Linked DNA regions of Homo sapiens: region 2 is linked to region 1. The links are chromatin contacts, found by Hi-C in ENCODE. All regions are on one chromosome and are shown on one strand. Each heading gives the region's core, a stretch centred on a gene start or an enhancer-like site at or near the end of the contact. The rest is flanking DNA. Distances are from core to core; before and after follow the strand shown.

What was found. A loop is a pair of places that touch in the nucleus more often than their neighbours do. Pooled maps may share reads with other maps.
Region 2: a map with no recorded cell type shows a loop between it and region 1 (6-fold over the local background). The contact joins the enhancer-like site here to the promoter of LINC01995 in region 1. A Hi-C loop is called at or near these places in 13 of 168 maps with a recorded cell type or tissue (A673, Caco-2, Calu3 and 10 more), 29 of 37 single-sample maps with no recorded cell type and 14 of 50 pooled maps.

Annotation. Positions count from the first base shown.
Region 1 is chr3:182,505,696-182,508,437 of GRCh38, reverse strand. It overlaps LINC01995 (long intergenic non-protein coding RNA 1995), which reads left to right and starts at 1,314. Exons shown (of 4, transcript NR_134941.1): 1 at 1,314-1,355.
Region 2 is chr3:182,681,071-182,683,812 of GRCh38, reverse strand. No RefSeq gene overlaps it. Among named protein-coding and RNA genes, the nearest start is that of LINC02031, 38 kb to the right of the region's middle. RefSeq lists enhancers at 108-157, 1,282-1,331 and silencers at 1,002-1,071, 1,482-1,551. Within about 2 kb of position 1,417, at least 4 of the 41 ENCODE cell types and tissues checked have a DNase peak (open chromatin) inside an H3K27ac peak, as active enhancers do; they include OCI-LY7, where a contact is called at or near this core.

The sequences.
Region 1 (2,742 bases), core at 65-2,564:
AGAAAATATCTAAACTATTACTGCCGCCTGTGCTAATTTGTAATTTTCATCTACAACTTTGGCCTTTTCATTATTTATCAAAATCCAGCTATTTGTAACCACTGTCATGATTTTTATCACAGCTACATGCTACAAATACCTAAACTGTTGTTTAAATAGTATTTTCTTTATACGGACTTTCCTTTTAAATATAATCTACTTGCAAAAGAAATTAATTGCTACAAAAATATCACGTCTATAAATGGTACACAAATGCAATTTACCATAAAGACAAAGTAACTACAAAAATTAAATAAATGCAAGCAATTGATGTTACATTATTTCGTGTTACAGGTGTTGTAAACTGTAGGAAAGGTATTTCGTGTTACAGGTGTTGTAAAGTGTAGGAAAGGCGTTCAAGATGAGCACTGAGACTCTGTTCTTACCGTGATCAGAAGGACTGAAAGAGAACTGAAAAGAGAACGACTCTCTCACTTTGTGGACCAGTGGCATTTAATGCCATGCCAGTGTACCACTGCATACTGCTCTCCTCCTGGGGCATGTCCCCACACAGTGCAGGTCCTGCACTTTGGGAAACATAGTCCACTGTGTTGTTTGTGGCTTAGGTGGCCAAAAGTCCACCATGAATATTTGGCTCTAGAATGGCTATTTATTTTTTAAAGTTGGCTCATGATGTGTATGAACTATGTATTTCTAGTAAGAGAGAGACAAAAACAATTGCTCATACAGGAGAATTGGGGTCTAGTCGTAGATTAGTCAAATACCGAGCATACCAAAGTTCTAAAAGAATATCAAGGGGAAACCGAGGAGAAACAAGTTCTAGGATCCAAATGGCAATAATGGGAACTAAAACTGGGAGTCAAAATGGGATCAAAAATCTGGAGAAAGTGAAATATAGTCAGAAATGGATTGAGATGGATATTCCAGAAAAAAAAGCATTTGTGATCAGAGCTGAGATATCTGAGATTTTCATGTAGTAGCAGGTGATGTGCGAGAGAGAATGGCTGGGTAAAACACTGGGTAAAATCAGAGTAGAGAAAGAAGAGCAATTCTTAGCTAATTATTGTGAGTCATAAAACACAACGGCTGAGAACTCCTCAGCTCACCTCCATACACCCACCCCCACATGCAATATAGAGGTAAAAGGGTTGGTAAACCTCACAGTTTTTCTTAATCATAAATAAAACATTTTCTAAATATTTATGTCCCCAAACCTTCCACAAGCCCATTGTGACTTCACTATGTAAATCTTTCCAGTCATTCTTAATGGTTATATGGTGTTTATCTCCCCATGACACTCCTCCCACCATGTTATTCAGCCTTCAGATGGAAGGGACAGCCTTGAAGATGCATAAGTAAGCTAGAAAATGTTTCTTCAGTAGAAATTTCAGTAGAAACTTGGTAAAATGATCTCTTTACAACTTCCATGATTTTATTCTCCAGGACAATATGGCAGGATGGTGAGTGCTGATGTGTTTCTTTAGGCCTGTATCTGTTCTGTGGTTGGCTGGTTAATGGCAGTTTCTAAAGTTGATGAAGCTTATTATTATTATTATTATTATTATTATTATTTTGAGACAGAGTCTTGCTCTGTCATCCAGGCTGGAGTGCAGTGGCATGATCTCAGCTCACTGCAACCTCCGCCTCCTGGGTTCAAGTGATTCTCCTGCCTCAGCCTTCCGAGTAGCTGGGATTACAGGCACGTACCACCATGCCTGGCTAATTTGTGTATTTTTTAATAGAGACAGGGTTTCACCATGTTGGCCAGGCTGGTCTTGAACTCCTGACCTCAGGTGATCTGCCCTCCTTGGCCTCCCAAAGTGCTGGGATTATAGGGAGGAGCCACCACGCCCAGCCTGATGAAGCTTATTAAAGATAACTTTTATGATCAATGTGTCTGTTTATATTGGTAAGTGAAGATGATCCTAGCATTGTTCTAAGTACTCTGACAGATAGAAAAGAAACCTACTTAGGCTAGGCATGGTGGCTCAAGCCTGTAATCCCAGCACTTTGGGAGGCCGAGGTGGGTGGATTGCCTGAGGTCAGGAGTTCGAGACCAGCCTGACCAACATGGTGAAACCCCGACTCTACTAAATACAAAAAATCAGCCGGGTGTGGTGGTGCATGCCTGTAATCCCAGCTACTCGGGAGGCTGAGGCAGGAGAATCGCTTCGACCTGAGAGGTGGAGTTTGCAATGAGCTGAGATTGAGCCATTGCACTCCAGCCTGGCAATAAGAGCAAAACTCTGTCTCAAAAAGCAAACAAACAAACAAAAGAAACCTACTTAACAAATACTTAACTGAGGACTTACTATGTGAAAGGCTCTGTGGTGGGGGTACAAGCACGTAGTCTATTGCAATGATATTTGATGAAAACTCTGATAAGGGTAAGTACTGGAACTTCATAGAACACATGAGCAGGCCCCTAACCAAATCTTCTAAAGTCAGGACACGCTTCCACATAGGCTGAGAACTTAAGGCCAAAACAGGAATCAGTGAGGGGGAGTCTAAAGGGAGAAGTTCAGGGAAGGAGAGGACCCCTGAAGGCCTGGAGGTGAAGGTGTGTGTGGGGAGTTTCGAGAACTTTAAGTAGCTCACCATGGCTGCAGGTTGGGAGGTAGGTGGAGAGCAGAGGCAGAAACTGAAGCTGAAGAAGGACGGGACTTGAAGGCCACGTGAAGTAGTTTAGAGTTGATGCTGAGTGAAACAGAGAGCTAATGAAGGAGTTAAGATGCCGGACTG
Region 2 (2,742 bases), core at 168-2,667, 180 kb before region 1:
CCGGCAAGTCAATTTAGGAAAGAAAAATTGCAGTGCCCACCTTCTTCCACAGAGGGGCACTCCAAGCTCATCACTGAAACCGTGCACTGTGTTGTTTTCAGTGAGCGGTTGTAGAAAAAGAACTTCCAATCTTTTCTCCATGCCTAGGGATTATTAAGAGCGTAGAATTTAAAGTACATTTGCAGGGCTCGATGTGAATGAGGCAAAACCATTTCAGTATCAATCCCAGTGGTGCCAGCAACCCATTCTAAATTAACTCAGGTTTAAATATGTTACAGAAATGTGTTAAATTTGAGAACAAATTTCACTTAGGATCTGTGGGTCTCTGTTACACAAAAGATGGAATACTTTGGAGGCAATGCAGTTCTTATTTAAAGCTAAAATATGGCTTATCATAAAACTATAGTCAGCCCGCTTCAAACACTCATGTCTTCACCAGAATGGGCAATATAGAATGAAAATTACACCTTGAGTAAACAGAATTGTAGATAAATGAGTTATGTCTCAAGACGTTTTGAATATTTTTATTATTGTGTCTGGGCCAAAAGTCTTTCCATATGTCCAAAGGCCCCGTGGCATTTCCAAATCAGCCGTGGGTGACGGTGGGACCGCGGGGCTCGTATGATGCCAACGCAAGCGTACCGGGTGGTCCTCATAGTTTGTTACATTCCAAAATGCAACCATTAAAGGGGCGGCCCTTACCTTCCCTAGTGAATACAAAAAGCCTTTGGAGACCAAAGGGCTGGAATGCTGGGGCAAACGCCACCCCACGTGCTGACCCCTTGGCCAGAGCCGAGGCGGGCGGCCTGGAGTCCCCAGCGCGGAGCCCCCAGGTTCCCAGGAGCTCGGGTCGCTCTCCGCTCTCCGCCCCTCGCCCGGGCCCACGGAAAGGGCTAAATGGCTTGCGACCAAACAGCGAATTTAAAAGGAAGCTTTCACGAAAAGCCCAAGGGAGCGGCAGCCCAGATTGTGTGGAGGGCAGAGCCGCGGGTTCCGAGGGTCCCCGGGGCGAAGCGGGCAGGGGCGCACCTCCGGGCCGCGGGCAGATGGAACCCGGGCTCCCGGGCCGGCGCGCGGGGGGCGGCCGCCTAGACATCCTCTCATTCGGCTGAAGTTTATTCTGGGCCACCGAGAGCTGGAACAGGAAATGTTCCGTCTTTCATGTCCACCGGTGGGCTTCAGACAGTTTTGCACCTCCCGGCGAGCACTGATTAGCCGGCTGAGTTCTGCCGCATTTGAAGTTCACCATTTATTATTAAAGAGAAGTGGCAGTGATTAGTGCTGGGTCCTCGGGGAGTGGAATAAATATTTACTAAATAAGAACGTTCCGCCATAAAGGAACGGCTCGAACAGGTTTCTGAAACCCCGGCGCGGGCCCCAAGTGCCGCCCCCAGGCAGGAAGCGGCGTTGCGGGGCTTTCCGCGAGAGGCTGCCATCTGCAGACCGTGCTGGGCGGCGACCTCCGCGGGGCAGGGCTCGGCCCGGCGCAGCCAGGGCCCGACGAAACTCGGCACTCTGGGCGTTTAAGTTATTTTATAGGCTGTGTTTGTTTTATAAAGGCAGAGGTGAATGTCAAACTAAACTTCGAACCTTTCTTTAATTTAAGGAACAAAGTAACATTTTATCGCTCAAGTAAGGGGACTGTGTTGCTTCCAACGTTAGGAGCATTTTCCAGTATGCTCCAAAGTGTACCCAAATTGTGAGCATCCAAGAAAGCATATTTATGTATATTTCAAAACATTATGTCATACAATGTAAATTATACAGTTTTTATTTGTCAACTGAAGAATAATAGTAAAAAAAAAAGTTTATTTAGTTTATTTGGCAATTAACTTACACGATGGCATCCCTGTCAAAAGCATTCATGTTGGTTGTTTAAAAAGCGTTTTCCTTAATTATTAGAATAATACTTTTACTGTAGAAAATATGAAATTTGCATATATCTAAACATCAGTATCACATGCTTTTTTCCATCATATTTTGCAGTGGGAATTGTCCAATGACATTACATATTTTTAGGGACAAATTTAGTGTCTATATCCATTTATTTAACTTACAGTGAATTAATAAACATTAAGGTAGTTTCAAGTTTTCCTTATTATAATAGCTCAATTAATATTTTTGTATGCAATTCTACACTTGTCTGATTATTCCCTGGCACCATTTTATTTTGAATTTCTTTTATTGTAAGTTGGGTTTAATATTATATTGCGAATAATTACAGAGAAGGGCCAGTTTTTGCTCATCACCATGTACCTGGTGTCTTGTATTATGCTGAGCACATACCAAATGCCCAATAGATATTGATTGAATGAATAAAAGAATAAAAAGTTAGTAGAACATTTGAATTTCTTGTTTTGTGAATTGCTTAATATTATTCATTTATTATGATAAGTTATCTTTTTCTTATGAATTTATAAGCTGTGTTTTAGGTAATAAGGATTTAACCTTCGGTTTGTCGCACATATGGCAAACCTCCCTCCCGTCTACAAAGCATAAGTTTGTGTGTATGTGTGTGTGTTTGGGTACTTTTTGACTTCTAGAAGTTAAAAAAAATTTCATAAGGTTATATTTGGATGATACTCTTTATCACACATGCAAGTTAAATGGCTATAGACAATACTCTACAATCTGTTTTGTGGTATTTTTACATATTTTGGACAGCACATTTTCATTCTTCTATTTATCAAGTTTTTCCCTGGACTTGGAATTTTTTTCAGGATATAACACATGGAGTAAAAA